Regions from separate parts of the Homo sapiens genome. Here region 2 is linked to region 1. The links are chromatin contacts, found by Hi-C or POLR2A ChIA-PET in ENCODE. All regions are on one chromosome and are shown on one strand. The core of a region is the stretch at or near the end of the contact, and the rest is flanking DNA. Distances in the headings are between cores, read along the strand shown.

Evidence for each region. A loop is a pair of places that touch in the nucleus more often than their neighbours do. ChIA-PET counts read pairs that join two places held with the same protein, here RNA polymerase II (POLR2A). Pooled maps may share reads with other maps.
Region 2: a loop to region 1 is called in a pooled map, with 6 times the contacts of the local background. The contact joins the promoter of PTGES3 here to the promoter of PRR13 in region 1. A Hi-C loop is called at or near these places in 5 of 50 pooled maps. POLR2A ChIA-PET finds 5 or more read pairs at or near these places in 2 of 52 experiments (Panc1 and activated CD4-positive, alpha-beta T cell).

What each region holds. Positions count from the first base shown.
Region 1 is chr12:53,438,017-53,444,328 of GRCh38, forward strand. PRR13 (proline rich 13) reads left to right here and starts at 3,718. Exons shown (of 4, transcript NM_018457.4): 1 at 3,718-3,776; 2 at 4,679-4,717; 3 at 5,375-5,757. The coding sequence starts at 4,699. RefSeq lists enhancers at 2,690-3,455, 3,186-3,275 and a silencer at 3,566-3,715.
Region 2 is chr12:56,685,283-56,691,594 of GRCh38, forward strand. It overlaps PTGES3 (prostaglandin E synthase 3), which reads right to left and starts at 3,002. Exons shown (of 8, transcript NM_006601.7): 1 at 2,716-3,002. The coding sequence starts at 2,717. RefSeq lists silencers at 603-662, 3,049-3,238 and enhancers at 2,109-2,158, 2,269-2,388, 2,887-3,412, 3,889-3,938, 4,465-4,990.

The DNA.
Region 1 (6,312 bases), core at 2,468-4,967:
GCTGTGTCCACTCAGGGTTAAATGGATTAAGGGCGGTGCAAGATGTGTTTTGTTAAACAGATGCTTGAAGGCAGCATGCTCGTTAAGAGTCATCACCACTCCCTAATCTCAAGTACCCAGGGACACAAACACTGGGGAAGGCCGCAGGGTCCTCTGCCTAGGAAAACCAGAGACCTTTGTTCACTTGTTTATCTGCTGACCTTCCCTCCACTATTGTCCTATGACCCTGCCAAATCCCCCTCTGCGAGAAACACCCAAGAATGATCAATTAAAAAAAAAAAAAAAAAAGAGATAGGAAAAAAAAAAAAAAAGTGGGCAAAAGGCCAGGTGCGGTGGCTCACGCCTATAATCCCAGCACTTTGGGGGGCCGAGGCGGGCGGATCACGAGGTCAGGAGATCAAGATCATCCTGGCTAAGAGGGTGAAACCCCGTCTCTACTAAAAATATAAAAAATTAGCCAGGCACGGTGGCGGGTGCCTGTAGTCCCAGCTACTCGGGAGGCTGAGGCAGGAGAATGGTGCGAACCTGGGAGGCGGAGCTTGCAGTGAGCCAAGATCGTGCCACTGCACTCCAGCCTGGACAACGGGGCCAGGGCGAGACTCCGTCTCAAAAAAAAAAGGGGGGGGCAAAGGACATTAACAGACATTTCTCAAAAGAAGATATGCAGCCGGCCGGGCGCGGTGGCTCACGCCTGTAATCCCAGCACTTTGGGAGGCCGAGGCGGGCGGATCACGAGGTCAGGAGATCGAGACCATCCCGGCTAAAACGGTGAAACCCCGTCTCTACTAAAAAATACAAAAAATTAGCCGGGCGTAGTGGCGGGCGCCTGTAGTCCCAGCTACTTGGGAGGCTGAGGCAGGAGAATGGCGTGAACCCGGGAGGCGGAGCTTGCAGTGAGCCGAGATCCCGCCACTGCACTCCAGCCCGGGCGACAGAGAGAGACTCCGTCTCAAAAAAAAAAAAAAAAAAAAAAAAAAAGAAGATATGCAGCCAACAAACATGAAAAAAAGCTCAACATCACTGAACATTAGAGAAATGTAAATCAAAACCATAATGAGATACTATCTCATGCCAGTCAGAATGGTGATTATTAAAAAGTCAAGAAATAACAGGCCAGGCCTGGTGGCTCATGCCTGTAACCCTAGCACTTTGGGAGGCCAAGGGTGAGTGAATCACTTGAGGTCAGGAGTTTGAAACCACCCTGGCCAGCATGGTGAAACCCTGTTTCTACTAAAAATACAAATATATATATGTATATATATATGGCAGGTGTGGCGGCAGGCACCTGTAATTCTAGCTACTCGGGAGGCTGAGGCAGGAGAATCGCTTGAACCCGGGAGGCAGAGGTTGCAGTGAGCTGAGATCCTGCCACTGCACTTCAGCCTGGGCGACAGAGCAAGACTCAGTCTCAAAAAAAAAAAAAAACCCAAAACCAAAATCCAGATGCTGGCAAGGTTGTGGAGAAATAGGAACATTTTTACACTGTTGGTGGGAGTGTAAATTAGTTCAACCATTGTGGAAGACGATGTGGCGATTCCTCAAAGATCTAGAACCAGAAATACCATTTGACCCAGCAATCTCATTACTGGGTGTATACCCAAAGGAATATAAATCATTCTATTACAAACATACATGCATGTGTATGTTCACTGTAGCACTATTCACAATAGCAAAGACATGGAATTAATCCAAATGCCCATCAACAATAGACTGAAAAACTGTGGTACATATATACCATGGAATACTATGTAGCCATAAAAAGGAATGAGATCATGTCCTTTATAGGGACATGGATGAAGCTGGAAGCCATTAACCTCAGCAAACTCATGCAGGAACATGTTCTCACTCAAGTGGGAGCTACACAGTAAGAACACATGGACACAAGGAGGGGAACAACACACACTGGGGCCTGTTGGGGGGTAGGGTCAGGGGAGTGAGAATATTAGGAAAAATAGCTAATGCATGCTGGGCTTAATACCTAGCTGATGGGTTTATTGGTGCAGCAAAATTTGTGCAGCAAACCAGCATGGCACACATTTAACTATGTAACAAACCTGCACATCATGCACATGTACCCCAGCACTAAAAATAAAAATTAAAAGAAAAAAAGTTTAAAATATTTCAAATGCTTTAGTTTAATATGACATATTTGGCATAAAATTTATTGTCTTAAATTTTTTTGTATCCCACTTTTTTTTTTTTTTTTTTTTGAAACAGAGTCCTGCTCTGTTGCTTAGTCTGGAGTGCAGTGGCATGATCTTGGCTCACTGCACCCTCTCCCTCCCAGGTTCAAGCGATTCTCATGCCTCAGCCTTCCCACTAGCTGGGATTACAGGTATGTGCCACCATGCCTAGCTCACTTTCTTTCTTTCTTTCTTTCTTTTTTTTTTTGAGATGGAGTCTCGCTCTGTTGCCCAGGCTGGAGTGCTATGGCGTGATCTCGGTTCACTGCAACCTCCCGGGTTCAAGCGATTCTCCTGCCTCAGCCTCTCAAGTGGCTGGGATTACAGGCACATGTCACCACGCCCGGCTAATTTTTGTATTTTTAGTAGAAACGGGGTTTTACCATATTGGCCAGGCTGGTCTCGAACTCCTGACCTTGTGATCCGCCTGCCTCGGCCTCCCAAAGTGCTGGGATTACAGGCGTGAGCCACTGCGCCCGGCCACTTGTATTTTTTTTTTTTTTTTAAAGGCTGGGTACGGTGGCTCACGCCTATAATCCCAGCACTTTGGGAGGCCGAGGCGGGCAGATCACGAAGTCAAGAGAGCGAGACCATCCTGGCCAACATGGTGAAATCCCATCTCTACTAAAAAATAGAAAAATTAGCCGCGTCTGTAGTCCCAGCTACTTCGGAGGCTGAGGCAGGATTATCGCTTGAACCCGGGAAGCGGAGGTTGCAGTGAGCCGAGGTCGCACCACTGCACTCCAGCCTCGTGACAGAGCGAGACTCCGTCTCAAAAAAAAAAAAAAAAAAAAAAAGGGAGGCCATTGTAGGGAGGCCATTGTAGCAATTCAGGGGAGAGATGAATCCAGGCGACAGATGATGGGAGGTTTGGAGCAGGGAAGACAGAGAGAAGTGGAGAGATTCCAGATATATTTGAGAGACAAAACTGATAATTTGGGGTAAGGGAGGTGAAGGAGGCAGAGGGATCACGGACGCCCTCCTTGGTTTCTGGTTTAGGCTACTTGACAGATGGCGGAGCTATGCAATTGAGAGAGGGAATCCTGGGAGAGATTATGAAATCTCTGTATCTTCCGCAAGAATGTTTGTTTGCTTCCCTTGCGAGTGTAAGACGGAGCCGGGAACATTGAGGCTTGGGGCTGGGACTCAGCAGCTCTTCTGCCCTTGCCGAGAACTCTGTCTATATCTGTATTACAACACTTACCATAGTGTATTCATTTTACAAGGTATTGCACCCAGTGAACCATGAGGTAAGAGAGCAAGGGAAGAGTTTCTTCTCGGTGTCTCTAGGACTTTGCCCAGCAGCTGGCCCCGCCCCCTCCAGCGCTCTCCGCCTAGCCCCGCCCCCAGGAGATTTCCGGCTTCTCGGTACTGGCCTAGCCGTAAAGGGCTCCGCTCCGCCCCTAGAGCAACCGTTTCCTCCTCAGTCGGACCAGAGTGATTGATTAGTTTGTTGTCTAATCATCAGTCGAGCGGCCACATAATTACCAATTAGGCAGTAGCAGAGGCGGGTGCCGAAGCACGGGGTCTGGGTGACTAGGAAGAGCCGAGACTGCGAAGGAGAACGCAGCAAGCCCAGGCGGCGGTGGAAAGGTGATGGGGTATCTGGATTCCATAGGTTTTTCCTTTTCCCCTTGCTAGGTCAAGAGTCTCTTCGCAGCTTGGGGCTAGGATCTTCATTTGCCTTTTTTCTTTTTTGGAGGAAGGGGGCTGTGTCCACATATTTAAGTATTTGAGGTTCTTGGGCAACTTCCTTCTTACTTCGCCTCGAGGCGTATCCTTTTTTTAGCCTGAGGTGGGGTCCTCCCCAGGGAGAGAGAAAGTTGTTTGAGATCCTTTCTTACTCTGTGCGTGGTTAAAGGCCTCCGTACTCAGTTCCAGGGAAAGGGAGATGAGTGATGGTGGGGCCGAGACTCGCGGGTACTGCCTACTTCCGAAGAGTTAGACGCTTCCACCTGGGTGGAGGGGCCCTGGGAACTAGATTCCTGTGTTAGGAACCAAGTAGGTATTGAGGGCGAAGAAACAAGTGGAAAGAGACATTTCTTTTCTTTTCTTTTCTTTTTGAGACGGTGTCTTGCTCCGTCGCCCAGGCTAGAGTGCAGTGGCGCGGTCTCGGCTCACTGCAACCTCTGCCTCCCGGGTTCAAGCAATTTTCCTGACTCAGCCTCCCGAATAACTGGGATTACAGGTGCCCGCCACCGCGCCCGGCTAATTTTTAGATTTTTAGTAGAGACGGGGTTTCACGATGTTGGCCAGGCTGGTCTCGAACTCTTGACCTCGTGATCCACCCGCCTCGGCCTCCCAAAGTGCTGGGATTACAGGCGTGAGCCACCGCGCCCAGCCAGAAAAGAGACATTTCTTATGTGGAAGTTGTGGTAGTTCTCCAGGTAGGAGAGCCTACTGTGGGGTGGAAGACGTTAGGGCTGGGCTCCGGTGCTAAGTCCACTTCCTACCTCTAGACCGTCATCTTTTTTGCCTCATTTCTTTCTCCTCAGGCTGGAGGACACACCTAAACATGTGGAATCCCAATGCCGGTAGGTGTTTGGGGGTTCTGTTCCACCCCTAACCCTTTTTCTGATGGGCTCTATAACAGGAAGTTTCTGTATCAGCTCCCCTACCCCCGACCTGCTGTACCCGCAAAAGCAAAGTCCTTAGTCTAGAGCTGACCAGTGCTTTTTAATTTAATTTAATTTATTTATTTTTTGAGATGGAGTCTCTGTTGCCCAGGCTCACTGCAACCTCCGCCTCCTGGGTTCAAGCGATTCTCCTGTTTCAGCCTCTGGAGTAGCTGAGATTACAGACGCATGCTATCACGCCCGGCTACTTTTTGTATTTTTAGTAGAGATGGGGGTTTCACAATTTGGCCAGGCTGGTCTCAAACTCATGGCCTCATGAGATCTGTCCACCTCGGCCTCCCAAAGTGCTGGGATTACAGGCGTGAGCCACCGCGCCTGGACTGACCAGTGCTTTTGTCTTCCTCAGAGTTCACTGTCTCCCTCCTCTCCCTAGCCCTTCCAGGGACATTCCCCCTTTTCTCCCCAACTCAAGTTTGTCTCCCCTACCCTCCATTCTTCTTTGTCATCTTTCCGTTTCCCTTTAAGTATTGAGTGAGAAAGAATCTCTTTCTTTTTGTTGTTTGTTGTTGGAGACTCTGGGGAATTCTAATGTTTATTCTCTGCTTCTTCCACCAGGGCAGCCAGGGCCAAATCCATATCCCCCCAATATTGGGTGCCCTGGAGGTTCCAATCCTGCCCACCCACCACCTATTAATCCACCCTTTCCCCCAGGCCCCTGTCCTCCTCCCCCAGGAGCTCCCCATGGCAATCCAGCTTTCCCCCCAGGTGGGCCCCCTCATCCTGTGCCACAGCCAGGGTATCCAGGATGCCAACCGTTGGGTCCCTACCCTCCTCCATACCCACCGCCTGCCCCTGGAATCCCTCCTGTGAATCCCTTGGCTCCTGGCATGGTTGGACCAGCAGTGATAGTAGACAAGAAGATGCAGAAGAAAATGAAGAAAGCTCATAAAAAGATGCACAAGCACCAAAAGCACCACAAGTACCACAAGCATGGCAAGGTCAGTACCCTCTGGAGACTGGCTAGGGAAGGAGTCCCCCCTCAGAGGGACTAGGTAGGCAGGGGTTGGGTGAGGGGGATTCACATTCTGTGGACGTGAGGGATGACAATTGTGTCGCTCTGGTAGATGATTCTTCCTTTTTATAAAAGATTGCTACTGGGAAGAATCTGATTATCTTGAAAATAAACATCAGGCTTCTCCTATCTGGGGGGAGTTAGGGTGAGCCTTAGAATGGATTTTAGAATCAAAAGCCAAATCTTTTCTGCCCTACTCTCCCAGAACTTTTGCTCCCCTCCCGCCAGGTGCATATTCTAGCAAGTTGGACACGCCCACTGACATTGTCAAAATACCAAAGTCATTCCTTTGACAAAGCAAGGTCTTATAATAATTAACAGAATTAATCTGTCCCTAGTTCCAGAAGTTCCTTCTCTCTTTCATCAGTGTTCTTAGGGCGTTGTGTTAATTACATGGGTCCTTTGCCCTATCATCCAGCAGAAAAAGTGAGGACAAGAGCAGTCAGTGACTAGGCTTCTAACAAAGCCTAGGACTAAGGAG
Region 2 (6,312 bases), core at 1,752-4,251, 3.2 Mb after region 1:
TATATTATTTTTAAAAGAATATTTTAGCTGGTCTCTTCAAAACACTTGTTTCCCCCAGCCCAACACTCTTCAAGTGGCATTGAATCACTCGTTTTGAAGGTAGCATTTTTTCTTTTCTTTTTTTTTTTTTTTTTTTTTAAGACAGTCTCGCTGTGTCGCCCAGGCTGGAGTACAGTGGCGCAATCGCCGCTCACTGCAAGCTCCGCCTTCCGGGTTCAAGCCATTCTCTTGCCTTAGCCTCCCAAGTAGCTGGGACCACAGGCGCCCGCCACCACACCCGGCTAATTTTTTGTATTTTTAGTAGAGACGGGGTTTCACCGTGTTAGCCAGGATGGTCTCGATCTCCTGACCTCGTGATCCACCCGCCTCGGCCTCCCAAAGTGCTGGGATTACAGGAGTGAGCCACCCCGCCCGGCATGAAAGTAGCATTTTTATTTTTTAACTAGAGAGGCTACTTTTTGGAATAGTCTCTCTACTGCTACACTTACTTTTTTTTTTTTTTTTTTTTTTTTGAGACGGAGTCTCCCTCTATTGCCCAGGCTGGAGTACAACGGCGCAATCTCTGCTCACTGAAACCTTCACCTCCTGGGTTCAAGCGATTCTCCTGCCTCAGCCTCCGGAGTAGCTGGGACTACAGGCATGCACCACCACACCCAGCTAGTTTTTGTATTTTTAGTAGAAACGGGGTTTCACCATATTGGCCAGGCTGGTCTCTAACTCCTGACCTCGTGTTCCGCCTGCCTCGGCCTCCCAAGTATAGGGATTACAGGCGTGAGCCACCGCGCCTGGCCTTACACTTACTTTTCACCCAAGTTTTTAAATCTACTTTCCTAGTAATAGCCGTTCCTTACCTATTTAAATATCTCATGTGGCCTCCATCAAATGCTTCTACTTCAAGCCAATTTTAAACATACTTTTCGCGAAAAGATATGTTGTTTGGCTCTATTATTAAAAGCTGCTTAATGCCTCATCTGACAAAAAATTTCCCCTTACAGATTTTCAGAGTATGAAAGGTTAAGACTGATGTCCCTTCTACATTACTTAGGAGAGCTTTCAAATAGAAAAGCAAAAACTATTTTATATACATTCAAATTTATTTATTTATTTTGAGACGGGTTTTCACTCTTGTTGCCCAGGCTGGAGTGCAATGGCATGATCTCGGCTCACCGCAACCTCCACCTCCCAGATTCAAGCGATTCTCCTAACCTCAGCCTCCCGAGTAGCTGGGATTACAGGCATGTGCCACCACGCCCGGCTAATTTTTTTTGTATTTTTGCAGCGACGCGGTTTCTCCATGTTGGTCAGTCTGGTCTCGAACTCCCGACCTCAGGTGATCCGCCCGCCTCGGCCTCTCAGAGTGCTGGGATCACAGTTGTGAGCCACCGCGCCCAGCCTAATTCAAATTTTTTAAAACCCCGATTACGTATCACTTTCGGGGAGGGGGCTCCTTCAAAAATTCTAACATGCTGTGCTCTAGAAGCTTGTTCCCAGTGATAAACTCGCTTCAGCCTCACGCATCCCTTTAGATTTCTAGCCAATATACTCAGCCTCAGTATCATGACTTGAATCAAGCAAATCCTTATTACTTTTCCAAAGACATAAAGTCACTCCCCTCTTCTCTCTTCTGAATGGAGTCTAAAACAAAAGAAAAAAAAGGTTCCACCTTAATTGTTCTCCATACCTTTTAGGACGTAGTTAGTACCTTGAAAAATAACCTCCCGTCAAAAAAAAAAAAAAAAAAAAAAAAACCCTGTAAAACCGGCAGTTCCCACTGTACGCGGCAGTGCCAAGAATTCTTACCGGTTAAAATCGCCAAGGCTTTCCTTTATCATCGTAAAATGAAGACTGCCATAGAATCTGTATTCACCTCCACACAAATTTAAGATCTTTGGGACGACTGTAGGTTAATTAAATGCCTACTACATACCTATTTCATCCTACACTGTAACAAGATAGTGAAACCTCACCTCAAGTAGAACATGAAACACAGAAAATGTCCGTATCTTTCCAAAGTCGACACGTGCGGAACTACCTGCTCAATGGTAACTCCTCCTCGCTGCCAGGGAAGCGGCTGAGTTTTGGCAACCTCCCGTGTTTTCAAGAGACTGGAGTTAGGAGGCGGACTGGAAGTACCCACACTCAAGAAACCCAGACACTGGAGAGGGAAGTATGTTGCGGCGTGGGCATGGCTTCCTTCTAGTTGCCTAGCAGTACCTGCAGCTCACGGCGAGGTCCGCGTGGGGCTCTCCCAGGAGCTCCGCCAGGCACCTGGCGGCACCCACCACAGGTGCACTCGACTCAGGGCCTGGCCCCGGGACCACAAAGCAACAGAACCGGAGCGCCCAAGCAGCCGAGAGGCGACCCACGAAGGTTCACGCTTCAGGGCGCCGCATGGCGAGCAGCTACCGGGAGCTTAAGGCCTAGGGTGAAGTTACCGAAAGAGGCGAGTAACCCAGACAGCCAAAGGGGTAAAAGTAGGATTTCCGGCATGGGGAAGCCAAGGAACGGTTCAGGGGTGGGGGAAGCAGACATCTGGAGGAAAAATGTCCTCCACCCGCCAACGGTAACCGGAACAAGGATCCTGGACCTCCCGCCCCCAGGCAGGAACGACTGCCACCACCGATGCGAGAAAGGCTAGGGGGCCGCTTCCAGGGAGCCCCCAACGCGGCCTCGGCCTCACTCGGCGACCTTCCCTCGGCGGGGTGTCGCACTCACATTGTGAACGGGGCAGGGGGACGGGCGAACTGGTGGGCGGGCCTCTCTGGCGGCGGCTGCTGCTAGGGAGTCGACTTCTCTCCGGTGGCGACTCCGCTTTTTCTCTCCGGTCGCGGCCTCTTCTCGCTTCCCTCAGGCGACGGCGGCAGCGGCGGGCTCGACCTCGGGCCCCAGAATGCACCGCGCGGAAAGAGCGGCTCCTCCGGTCGGGGAGAAGAGGAAAGTGTAGGAAAAGGGGCGCGAGGACGGAGAATGAACGTGCGTGCGTGCAAACGAGGGGTGGTGAGGCCGGGCGGCGGCTGGTGACGCAGCAAAATGCCCGGGCCTTGCCGCCGCGCGTGCGCAGTCCTTGTTTTTGGGCTCCGGCGCGGCTTTCTAGAGATATCTACGGAAAGGGCGGGGCCTCCCAGCTCCTTCGCGATCCTTCCTGGCGCCGGCCCCGCCCTTCGTCCGCCACCCCACCCCCACTCCGCCCCCTGCTAGTCCCTACGCGTTCCCGCCTCTCCTCCCGCTCTGTCTTCTCGCGTTAGAAAACCGTTAGTGGCCCAACTGCCCTGCCATGCGCCTTCGGCGATTTCTCTGAGAAACGGTTGCGTTGACAGTGGGAGGCAAGGCTGAGGCGGAGGGACACGGAGTCGGGATCCTGGAGAACTGAAATGGCGCGTTGGTTACTCTTGAGGGAGTAAATCAGCTCACTGAGTCATCATTCCACCACAAAAACCTGTAAAAAGCCTGTGCTGTGGAAAAGGGCTCACTTCAGAATCAAGGGCCTGGGTCCACCTCGCCATTTTTCTGAAGGTTGGAGGCTCTGTCCAGGGACAGCGGAAATTCGAGGTTCTTGGCGGAGGAGGAGCATTTGCCAATTGGGGCGGGCTTTTGCCCCTACCTTGAGACCTTAGTGCTGTAGATGAGCCAGGAAAGGTATTTGAGGGGAGAGTCTAGGTTTCTGGGAATGGAGAGAGTAGGACATTGTGTGTTTCCACGCACATCGTTTGGGGGAGAAGGGGTTCCCCGTCGCTTTGTGCAACATATTAGTAGGGTGTAGTAGGGGTAGCAACCAAGAGACCCAAAACAGTCCTGCTTAAGAAGAAGCCGCTTAACGGTGGATTGGGGAAAAATACTCTAGTGCGCTGCATTTTGAACAGGAAGGAGGTTTAACGAAAGTGCTATAAAACCTTTCTGAAGAACGGGGCTTCATAATAAGCACTAAGGTATTTAGTGTCTGTGTTGTGCAGGACAGGTAGTGGGAGCTACGAAACCTGGACCCTAGCTCAAATGCCATTAAAAAGGGAAATTGGGCGGGGCGCCCGTGGCTCACGCCTATAATCCCAGTACTTTGGGAAGTTCGGTGGGCGGATCACCTGAGGTCAGGAGTTCAGGACCAGCCCACCCAACATGGTGAAACCCCATCTCTACTAAAAATACTAATTAGCAGGGCGTGGTGGCACTTGCCTGTAATGCCAAATACTAGCTAGTATGAGGCGGGAGGATAGCTCGAACCCCGAACCCGGGAGGCGGAGGTTGCAGTGAGCACTCCAACTTGGGCGACAGAGTGAGACCCTGTGTCAAAAAAAAAAAAAAAAAGGGAAGGGGCCGGGCGCGGTGGCTCACGCCTGTAATCCCAGCACTTCGGGAGGCAGAGGCGGGCAGATCACGAGGTCAGGAGATTGAGCCCATCCTGGCTAACATGGTGAAACCCCGTCTCTACTAAAAATAAAAAAAAATCAGCCGGGTGTGGTGGCACACGCCTCTAGTCCCAGCTACTCGGGAGAGCGAGACAGGAGAATCGCTTGAACCCGGGAGGCGGAGGTTGCAGTGAGCCGAGATCGCGCCACTGCACTTCAGCCTGGGCGACAGAGTGAGTCTGGGTCTCAAAAAAAAAAAAAAAAAAAAAAGGAAGTTAACTTGGCGCACTGGTTCACGCCTGTAATCCCAACACTTTGGGAGGCCGAGGCCAGTGGATTACTGGAGATCAGGAGTTCAAGACCAGCTTGGCTAACATGGTGAAACCCCCGTCCCTACTAAAAATACAAAATATTTGGCCAGGAGCAGTAGCTGACGCCTGTAATCCCAATACTTTGGGAGGCCGAGGCGGGCGGATCACGAGGTCAGGAGTTCAAGACCAGACTGGCCAACATGGCAAAACCCCATCTCTACTAAAAATACAAAAATTAGCTGGGCGTGGTGTGCCTATAATCCCAGGTACTCAGGAGTCTTAGGTGGGAGAATCTCTTGAACCCGGAAGACGCAGGTTGCAGCGAGTCTAGATTGTACCACTGTACTCCAGCTTGGTGACAGTGAGACTCTGTGTAAAAAAAAAAAAAAAAAAAAAAAAAAGAAAAGAAAAAATAGGTCACAACCAAATAATGGTGGCACTGAATGTCAGGCTAAATTTTTTTTTTTTTTTATGTTTTTGAGACAGGGTCTCACTTTAACTCAGGCTGGAGTGCAGTAGTGGTATCACAGGTCACTGCAGTCTTGACTTCTGGGTCCAATTGATCCTCCTGTAACGACTGAATTTAAATATATGTCCAGAGTCACAAATTGCAAAAGAGAACTTTATAGACTGATTTGAGCAATTAAAAAAATTGTTAATTGAAGGTGAGAACAATCCTATTTTATAAGGGGGCTTTCTAATAAGATAACAACTTAGAAGTTGTTAATTTTGTATTAGGAAGTCAAAGGGAAAGGGTGCAAAATGGTAAAAATGTCTCCTGGAGGCCGGGCGCGGTGGCTCACGCCTGTAATCCCAGCATTTTGGGAGGCCGAGGCGGGCGAATCACCTGAGGTTGGGAGTTCGAGACCAGCCTGACCAACATGGAGAAACCCCATCTCTACTAAAAAACACAAAATTAGCCGGGCGTGGTGGCGCATGCCTGGAATCCCAGCTACCAGGGAGGCTGAGGCAGGAGAATTGCTTGAACCCAGGAGGTGGAGGTTGCAGTGAGCCGAGATCATGCCATTGCACTACAGCCTGGGCGACAAGAGCAAAACTCTGTCTCAAAAAAAGAAAAGTCTCCTGGGTATAGGGAATAAAAATTGGGCCGGGCGCGGTGTCTCATGCCTGTAATCCCAGCACTTTGGGAGGCCAAGGCAGGTGGATCACCTGAGGTCAGGAGCTCAAGACCAGCCTGGCCAACATGGCAAAACCCCATCTCTACTAAAAATACAAAAATTAGCTGGGCGTGGTGGCAGGCGCCTGTAATCCCAGCTACTTGGGAGGCGGAGGCAGAATTGCTTGAACCTGGGCGGCAGAGGTTGCAGTGAGCCGAGATCATGCCATTGCACTCCAGCCTGGGTGACAAGAGCGAAACTCCATCTCAAAAAAAAAAAAAAAAAAAAAAAAAGACGGGGCACGCGTGGCTCACGCCTGTAATCCCAGCACTTTGGGAGGCTGAGATGGGTGGATCATGAGGTCAGGAGTTCAAGACCAGCCTGGCCAAGACGGTGAAACCCTGTCTCTACTAAAAATACAAAAATTAGCCAGGCTTGGTGGTGGGTGCTTGTAATCCCAGCTACTTGGGAGGCTGTGGCAGAACCTGTGAGGTGGAGGTGGCAGTGAGCCGAGATCTCCCCACTGCACTCCAGCCTGGGTGA